2 separate regions of the Homo sapiens genome follow, and region 1 is linked to region 2. The links are chromatin loops, found by intact Hi-C in ENCODE. Cell type or tissue: Caco-2. All regions are shown on one strand. Region 1 overlaps SH3KBP1 (SH3 domain containing kinase binding protein 1). Region 2 holds the start of LOC124905255 (a long non-coding RNA gene).

The links. A loop is a pair of places that touch in the nucleus more often than their neighbours do. Peaks named below come from ENCODE experiments on the same cell type or tissue, not always from the same donor. Only the 100,000 strongest peaks of a DNase experiment are listed, where the experiment ranks them.
Region 1: a loop joins it to region 2, with 10 times the contacts of the local background. A loop is called at or near these places in 1 of 110 quality-filtered maps.

Annotation. Positions count from the first base shown.
Region 1 is chrX:19,564,017-19,569,016 of GRCh38, forward strand. The region is part of intron 13 of SH3KBP1 (SH3 domain containing kinase binding protein 1); the gene reads right to left. Among named protein-coding and RNA genes, the nearest start is that of MAP3K15, 51 kb to the left of the region's middle. In Caco-2, no CTCF peak of the experiment used is centred here; no DNase peak of the experiment used is centred here.
Region 2 is chrX:19,628,506-19,633,505 of GRCh38, forward strand. It overlaps SH3KBP1 (SH3 domain containing kinase binding protein 1), which reads right to left. Exons shown (of 18, transcript NM_031892.3): 8 at 3,359-3,453. LOC124905255 (a long non-coding RNA gene) reads left to right here and starts at 3,025. Exons shown (of 2, transcript XR_007068406.1): 1 at 3,025-3,336. In Caco-2, no CTCF peak of the experiment used is centred here; DNase peaks (open chromatin) are centred at 2,426 and 3,006; H3K4me3 peaks cover 789 bases.

The sequences.
Region 1 (5,000 bases), 64 kb before region 2:
ATCTTGTTTTATTGAACCTGAGCAATTGCTCAATGATCTGACATGCTGCAAGGACCAATAACTGGCTCTCTGGCTCCAAAAGGGGAAGTTTAAAATATGTATTTTAAAAACAGGACAGAAAAACCAATAGCCCCAAGTCAGGAGATCTGAATTTTTCCTCAAAATTTGTATGAGAAACCCTTAGAAGTGATTTATTATCATGAAAGGTAGAAATTGCAAAATAAGGTAAGAATGTAATCACTTGTTTGTAGACATTTGGTGTCACATTCACAAAAATGTTGTGTTAATGGTCGCTATTACAATTGCTCTCTCTTGCTCTCCTGTATAACTTTACCATACAGAGTACAGATTTAGAACTTAGTATTGATCAAATTTGTTATTGTCCTTTTATGTAATACCCGTTTAAACACTGGGTAGTTGATCTTTGGCAAATATCTAATCACAAATCCAATACTCTTTCTATTTGAAATCAGACTCAAATGGTATCATTTCACTTGCTGCAAGCCTTAAGATGGCCCCTCTCCCCTCTCTTCTCTCGCCTCTCTCTCTCTCTCCCCCCCCTTCCTCTTTCTCTCTCACAAAGGTCACAGTCATGTCCTTGGTTGATGTTTAATTACTTCAAATATAATTACTTTTTTGTATATGAAATATTTTCAAACTAGGTTTTATAGAGATTCTCAGGAAATGAGACAGGCCACTCCAGGGAACACAAGTTGCACTTGCAGGGGAAGCCTGTCCTCTTCCTGTTCCTAACACAGACTGGGCTCTCTGGGCCTCGGTGCTATTGACATTTGGGGCTGGGTCATTCTTTGTTGTCTGTGGGGGCTATCCTACACACTGGTGGATGGTTAGCAGCATCCTTGGCCTCTATCCACTAGATGCCAGTAGCATCTCCACCCCCACCCCTATGATGTGACAGTCAAAAATGTCTCCAGACATTGCCAAATGTCCCCTTGGGGAGAGCAGTTGAGAAATGCTGATGTGGACCTAGAAGGTTTGGGCTCATGGGTCAGAGAGACCTGGCTTCAACTCCAATTTTTTTTTTTTTTTTTTTTTTTTTTTGAGGCGAAGTCTCGCTCTTGTCCCCCAGGCTGGAGTGCAGTGGTGCAATCTTGGCTCACTGCAACCTCCGCCTCCCGGGTTCAAGCGATTCTCCTGCCTCAGCCTCCCAAGTAGCTGGGATTACAGGCGCCTACCACCACACCCAGCTAATTTCTGTATTTTTAGTAGAGACAGGGTTTCACCATGTTGGCCAGGCTGGTCTCGAACTCCTGACCTCAGGTGATCTGCCCGCCTTGGCCTCCCAAAGCGCTGGGATTACAGGTGTAAGCCACCGCGCCTGGCCTTCAACTCCAATTTCTTACTAGCCAGATAATCTTGCTCAGTTTCCCCAGCTTGCTTTCTTCCCTGTTCCTTCACTGTAAAAACATGAGTCATTACACATCCTTCATAGGGCTATGGACGGTGAGAAAAAAATAGACAAAACATTTAGTGGGCACCCAGTGAATATTAGTTCTTTCTTTCCTTACTCTTGCTTGCTCTCACTGCTCTTATTTCAACACTAGAACCTCAGGACGATGGAAGAGGGGAGATGAAGGGGGAGGGTTTGTTCTCCACTATATTAGCAGAATGATTCTAACACAAGGATATTCCACACACAGCTCCTGTACTCACACTGTACCTCAACGAGGATTAAAAGTTATAAAGGCATGTTCTACCCCAAACATGCTTACAAAACACTCTTAATCCTTTCTAACGCTTTGGGATTATTGTTTCACCAGGGTTGTAATCAGCTACAGATCAAAGTCCAGGTGGACCTTGATTTTTTAAAATGGTGTACAACAATACACACATTTAACACCCTAAGGGGACGTTTTACATTACAAAATGATTACTAGGTTTTGGAGACCTTTTTTTTTTTTTTTAAGATGGAGTTTTGCTCTTGTTCCCCAGGCTGGAGTACAGTGGTGTGATCTCGGCTCACTGCAACCTTTGTCTCCCGGGTTCAAGCGATTCTCCTGGGCTGAGGTGGGAGGATTGCATGAGCCCAGGAGTTAGAGGCTGCAGTGAGCAATGATTGCACTGTTGCACTCCAGCCTGGGTGACAGAGCAAGACTATCTCAAAACAAAAATACCATTAACTTGAGAAGATATAGCCTTCTAGGATTAATGTCTCTGTGGCAAAGAGAGAGAGAAAACCAAACCTCAGTACTCTATTTCTGGGCTCCCAAATATATGCAACTGTGCTTAGTTTCCACAGCATGAAAAGCTTCTATAGGTGAACCCGCCCCCCCATCAATACCCCCAATATTTCCACACTAGCTCATCAGACTGAAAAACATGTGATTCATATTTTCATGATAGCGATCATAGACATCTCCAGACCCAAAGAATGCAAAGGTCAAAGGTGAATGCTCTTAGCAAGCAAGACAGATTATCCTGTATATTCTGGAGGAGGGAGAATACCTCCCTTCCTATTGACATGAGGGAGGTGACAAGACAGCCTCCTGAGGTCGCACATGACCTTCACCAACCAGCCACCCTGGCTTAAAACAGGGCCCAAATACGAAACTGCGGTGGTAGAACCGGAACTTAGGCTCATTCTGACAATCCCCTTTCATTCACAGCCAATTACTGCTCTGCTCTGCTCTGCCTGCACTTTAAGCAGAACAAAAGCTACAGCAGGCCAGAGTTTCTGTTATTGCATCAGCCCAAGCTATCAGGTTATGCTTCCTGACTGGGCTTCTCAAGGGCTGAGGATGTAAACGAGCTTGTGGAAACAGGGGAAGTACTTTTGGCATTAACAGTCACAGTCACACATCCTAGCCCCAAGCCTGCATGAGATCAGACCAGAGACTGCAGGTCAGCAGTTGCAAAGATGCAACTCTATCAGCAGATTCAGAGGAAAACAGCACCCAAACAGAGGGACAGCAGCAGGAGAGCAGAATGCTCATGTTGAGAGCTCTAGTGCTCTTACAAGGCCTGCCAACCATCGCACATCTGTTTCTAAAGTGAGTGGCCCAAGCAGATGATGCTGGAAAGCTATCTTCCATGTCAAATCAATCCCTGATAGTGCTTGCCAGAGGTTAGGGAAGGGGGTGGGCTGGAGAAAGGTGGGTGTGGCTTAACAAGAGTAACACAAGGGATCTAGTGGTGATGGAAATGTTCTATGTCTTGACTGGTGGTAGATACACAAACCTACATGTATGATAAAATTGCAGGCTGGGTGCGGTAGCTCACAGCTGTAATCCCGGAACTTTGGGAGGCTAAGGTGGGAGGATCGCTTGAGCCTAGGAGTTCGAGACTAGCCTGGGCAACATAGTGCAACCCCACCTTTACAAAAAATACAAAAATTAGTCAGGCATGGTGGCATGTACCTGTGGTCCCAGCTACTCAGGACGCTGGGGTGGGAGGATCGCTTGAACCTGGGAGGCAGAGGTTGCAGTGAGCCGAGATCGTACCACTGCACTCCAGCCTGGGTGACAGAGCAAGACTCCATCTCAAAAAAAAAAAAAAAAAAAAAAAAAAAAAAAAAAAAAAAATATATATATATATATTGCATAGAGCGAAATACACACAGAAGTACTAGTAAAACTGTGAAAATCTGAGTAAGATTGGTGGATCATATCAATGTCAATATCTTAGTCATGACAGTGTACTATAGTTCTGTAAGATGTTACTATTGGGGAGAAACTGAGTAAAGGGTACACAGATTTCTATTACTTCTTACGACTGCATGTGAATCTACAATGACTTCAAAATAAAAAGTTCAATTAAAACAAAGTAAATTTTAAAATTCAGCCTTCTATATTATGTAGAATACGAGAGAATGCTAACTTATGACCTTGATAGGTACAAACAGAAGATGTAAAGCTAAAAAAAATTTATACTATTTGGCCATAAAAACGAGATCCTATCATTTGCAACAACATGGATGGAACTGAAGATCATTATGTTAAGTGAAATAAACCAGGTGCAGAAAGAGAAACATTGCATGTTCTCACTTATTTGTGGGATCTAAAAATCAAAGCAATTGAACTCATGGCGGTAGAGAGCAGAAGGATGATTACCAGAGGCTGGGAAGGGTAGTACAGGGCTGGGGTGGGGAGGCGGTGGGGATGGTTAATAGGTACAAAAAATATAGTTAGAAAGAATGAATAAGACCTACTATTTGATAGCACAATAGCATCTCTATAGTCAATAATAATTTAATTGTATATTTTAAAATAGTGTAATTGGACTGTTTATAACTCAAAGGATAAATGCTTAAGTGGATGGGGAAAAATATGTTGAAATGAAGACTTGCACATGGTTGCAAGTTTTTCTTAAAGCAGGTCATTTTCCTCTTCCCAAGAAATGTGATAGCCTGTTGCTAAACAATATGATTATTTTTATATATTTCTATCATTAAATGGCCTTTATGTCAAAAAATAAAATAAAATAATAAGAAAAAATTAGTCCCTGAATCTGGACTTCTTAAAAGGGTTGTCACCCAGGTCAGACCACTAGTGGCCTTAACAGCACACCGGTGGCCTCACACCCACTCACGTACACCTCCAAAAGGACCTCTGACTTTTATTTACCCAGAGAGACTGTAGCTCCCTCCCATTTATCACATGGTGGTATCCTGACCTTGGGAAAACTCACTCATGTTCTGAACTAAGTGGCAATTACCATACCAAAGCTCATTTGAAACTCAGTCAAAAGTGCTGTATCAACAATGAACCCTGCCATCTCACATTTGCATCCATCCACCTTTTTACACAAAATACACAAATCACTGGAAACTGTGAACATAAGGGCTAATGCCCACTTTTTACAAAAAGGCTTATTCATCATTTCTTTTCATTAGATCTTGTAAGGAATTTCTCCTAGGGAGGGGAAAGGTCCCAGGCATTGTGTTTTAATGTGGAAAGCACCATCATTTCCCTTCTTTACAAAACTGTAACACCTAAAGCCAAGCAAGGGTGCCAGCCTGGCATTTCAATGGCTTTATTACT
Region 2 (5,000 bases):
TTCTGGGAGCTGGTAGCCTACATGGCACTTGTCATCTGAACACACCGCTTCCGGCAAACTGGAATGCTAGGTTAAGGCTGGCAGGCATTTTATGGAAATAAAAGTAAAAATCTGCACAAGCACAGGATAGCAAGAGATTTGATTTCCCAGCAGGTTGTATAAAAAAATAATAAAAGCAAAATGATAGAGCACAAAGGATTTTCTTAAGCAGCAAGCTCTAAAATGGGCCCAAGCAGCATGAGTTAAGACTGGCTGTGTGATTAGCTATCCAAAAAAACCCAGCAAACTGGAAGCCGGGTGCAGTGGCTAGGCCGGCTGCAGTGGCTCACGCCTGTAATCACAGCACTTTGGGAGGCTGAGGCGCGTGGATCACTTGAGGTCAGGAGTTCAAGACCAGCCTGAGCAACATGGTAAAACCCCGTCTCTACTAGAAATACAAAAATTAGCCAGGCATGATTTACTGTACAGGCACACACCTGTAATCCCAGCTACTCAGGAGGCTGAGGTGGGAGAATCGCACGAACCTGGGAGGTGGAAGTTGCAGTGAGCCGAGATCACACGATTGCACTCCAGCCTGGGCGACAGAGTGAGACCCTGTCTCAAAAACAAAATAAAGCAAAACAAACAAAAAATAGCAATGTGGGTAGGCAGAGGGCATCTCGGGCATCAGGAACATGGTCTGAGTCAAGTTAGTGAGGACACATAAGCAGGAGGGGGATATACGGGGGGTACCTGCAGAACAGCCACATGGACCAAGGCCACCAAGACAGACTGAGGTCAGGACGGGTGAAGGAGTGCTAGGATCATCTATCTGGATTTTACAATAAAGAAAAAGAAAGTTACTAAAGATTTTGATTGGTGCAGAAGGGTAAGTGAGCACAGCAGTGTTAGAGAATGACAAAAAGAAGGGGCTGAGGTGCTAGGGATGAAGTGGGTAGGGGACACTGGAGTGGGGGGAAACATCCCTCCATCCTTCACTACCCCAGGGCTCTCCTCCAGACCGGGTGCTATGGTGGGTGATAGAGAAAGAAGGATGGAGGAAGCCTGGTCCTTGCTCACCTGGCCTGGACAGATACAGAACAACTCAAGCCTGTGCTTAGCTCTGCAGGGCAGGAAGTGGCAGGGATAGAGAAAGGCTTGTGGGTGGGAGCAGGGTGGGACTAGGAGGACCAAGTGTCAAAATGGTGATATGAGAACTCTAGGCCTGAGGAGTTGGATCAATGTGAAAGTCAGGTCAACAGACCAAGTGTACAGCAGAGATGACAACGTCATGTTTTGCAAATATAATATTAATAGCAGTGCGCTGCTTCAGTTTCTAAATTGCTTTCAAATACGTTAATCTATGAAACCAGAGAAATGGGATGTAACCTTCACAACACTCTTGAAAGCAGCTTGCCACATCTACCTGTTCATTTATCTGTACCATGTGGATGGGACCGATAGATACTCCCTTTCTGACTAAGGTCATTAGAAAAATCACATTAATTTTTATCAGACTGGATCTCAGGCTGGGAGGTTAGGAACAAAATCATCAAGATGAATGTGTTCTCATTATGATATGTATTCAAATGGAAGGACTGGAGTATAATATGTCAAAATAGAAACAGATGTGTGTCTTTTCTCAGACCTCATTAAATATTATTGACATACCAGGTTTTCAACTAAAAAGAGGCTCCCTCTCTTCCAAAGACAAAACAAAAACAGGCTAGTGAGTCCCCCGCTCCCTCCCACTGCAAAGAATAGCAGTTATTTAATTCTCTGGTTGCTTTATCATCAAGGGGGAAAAAAGCACTCTAGCCCTTTCCCAGTATTTCTAAAACCAAATTATCTGTGCTAATTATTACAGCATTCGTATTGTGCTTCACACCCATTTAACAACTTCCTTATTCCGCTTGTTTGGTTACAGGTCTGATTAAAAATAGGAAATGCACTGTGTGTCAGAAAGCAATCTGAAAGAGACAGAAAAGAATCACTTCTGCCTCATTTGCAGAAAACAACAAGGGAAGCATTCTTCCCCTCATTTCCTCCTGCCATGTTCAACACCTACAGAGACATACTGAAATAACTTCAGGGGAGAATACTTTACAGGTAAAAAGATGGACGAGTTCTTGGGTGATCTGCAAAACAGGGAATGATTTGCTGTTCCAGAAAGCATTATATACTCCATACCACTGTTATATGGAGTCCATGAGAGGACCAGCTTTCTCCCTAAAACTCCTGACCTGTGGCAAGCTAGTTAACTTCTTGGGTCATTAGTTCCCTGACATGTTTGGATTTGGCTCTTAAAACACACAATCTCTAAAGCCATGTCTTAGAGGTAACCTCTTGATAACAAAGGCAAATCTTACTGATCACCTTATGGACAAGCCCTGGGGGAGGGGTAGGGCCAGGTGACACCACAGTCTCCACCCTCTCAGTAATGGCCACAGTCGGCGGGACCCTGGGCCTACTCCCACTCTATGCACCTGCAATCTCTTCCCCTTCCCTGCATCCTCCACCCTGCCAAGGCTTCCCAGCCCTGCGAGAGCGAGCGCAGGCAGCCACGATGATCTCCCAAGTCACACTTGTGCTAAGGGAACTGTGCTAAGTTCCCTGTCACTCCCCTGAATACAAGAATAAAACCACCATACACATCTTCAAGACCATTCAGCTTCTTACCATATTTGACCATCACAAAAATGCTGTTCTTCAGAGAAAAAGTCATATATTCTGGGTATTGCTTAAATAATATATCTTTCAACCACCTACTTGGTGAGTACCATTGTGTGAAAGCACACAAAGTACACAGCCAAGGCCCTTGTTCAATTGCATCACTTCACACAGATTTTATAGCTCTCTGTTTATTTACAGGGCTCTGGCTCTAATAATAATAAAATCATTCAATCTTCTTAGCCCAAACGAGACAGGAAAAATTCTCTCAGGCACTCTACCTGTCTTTGATCTGAACAGCAAACATTCTTTAAGCGTTTTCTGCCTGTGAGGCATGACCAGCGTTTTAAAAAAAAACTCCTCCTCGGATACCTCAGGACACAGAGCTCTGCAGCCTGGCTGCTGTGGAGGGCAGGATCTCCAGCCGAGCAGGCTGCCTTTTGGGTTATTCCTTCTGGAACAGACTTTTCTGAAGGACCATGCAAATCTGCAGCTGGTCCTAAGGCAAACAAATCTATTCTCGTCTCAACGAATGCATTCACTTGGATGCTGGGCTTAGCTTGATCAAAAGGAAAGATACAAGATTCTTCCTCACAAGTTCAGGACTGAGAAAACCAAGCTTTCAAGCGCTGAAGCAAAAGCTTATACTGTCCAGTCAACACCCCAAAGCAGTTCGCGATTTAGAAGGTAGGAGACAACCTTTGTTTACCTTATTGATGAGAGTGACTATATCTCCTTCTTTGATTGTCAATTCATCATCATTCTGTGCCTCATATGGAAATATTACTTTGCAGTAATCCTTGCCTATAAGAAAAACAGAAAACATAACCTTTAAAATGCTTTATCTAATGAGCTGGCCCAGGAGAAAATGATCTCTATCACATTAAGTTCAGGGAAAGGCACACTTAACAGGTAGCATATTACTGCTGCATGAAGAAAGGGTGACCCTCAGAAAATGACCCGAGAGTGCTCATTTTTGGCTCATGTATATTTATTGGCTTCCACTTTTTTTCCCCTTACAAATCATGTGACATCATGAGATGCCCCTGACTGCTTTGCTTTTCTCTGGCAGAAAGGTAAAAAGGTTTCCTTACTCAGGAAAACAGACATATACCATTTTATATACTCTTCAGGTGCATGCATAAACATATATAGTCTACAGAGGGCAAAAAAACCTTAAGTTTTGCCTCACTGCCTTTTCCCACACATTACTAAATTAGAAACAAGGTATTTATACATGTTACAAAGCTACCCAGGATACATAAAACAATGAAAAGTTACCCCATTATGGTACGTCTTAAGAGACAAATGTCAATGTATTTCTATGTAAGCACATGCCAACCATAAACAGCCAACAAGTATTGACTGAACATTCTTTACACACATATGTGTGGGGGTAAGCTTGTTCAAATATGTCCCATGGCCTTTCTGTGGGAACCTCCCTATGCATAGATGGCTGTTCCTCAGCAAAGAGATGCAATAGCCCTCACCAAAGAGGGAAAAATACTAAGGCCACTAAAAATCGATTTAAGTATGTCCTGAATTACATGCTTTTGAAAGTCCATGTGCTGTTAAATCATCTCTATTTATCTGAAAGCACAAGTTACGAAGATAGTGAAAACATTTGTATTTCGGAAATGGAGACTTGGAAAACTAGGCCTTGATGATTCAGGACAGAAGGTGGACAGAAAAATTCAAGAGAATTAGTATCTACTGGGACAGGCATCGATTATTCTGCATCAAAGTCAACAAACCTAATGGCTGTGAATGGCCTTAGATATTTCCCAAGCATCAGGCCCGTTCCTGCAGACGGATCACAACCTAGAGCTATGTCTTAGAGGTAACCTCTTGATGACAATTATACTGTCCCTAGTGTAATTTATATTACTGAAATGTGTTTATTTATTTTGGTTAACATCCCAACAACCAGAGATTGTGACATATAAAATAAAAGCAATTAAGAAATCCATAATACAGATACACTATGGTCTAGGGTTGGGATAGGACAGAGAAGAGAGGGAGGAAGGGGAAGGGGAAGGAGTGAAGGGAGGAGAGGCGGTATTCACTTTGCTTTTGTGCAGATGTTTTCATATTCTGTTACAATAGCTTGAAAATATTAGTTACATTCCCTGTCCTAGTGTTGGAAATCTTCCATCTTGGGTATTCTGGGCCTCTGATGGCTTTTGCCCCTTAACCTGTGCTGAGGGGCAATAGTTCTAAATTCCATCAATACCATATTCCTAAACCCATATAGTTACCAACGTTCTATCTCTCTTTACTTAGTAATAGCAAACCTCCCCAAATCTGAATTGGTCAAATGTTCTACAGAGACAGAAAAAGTTAAAACATGT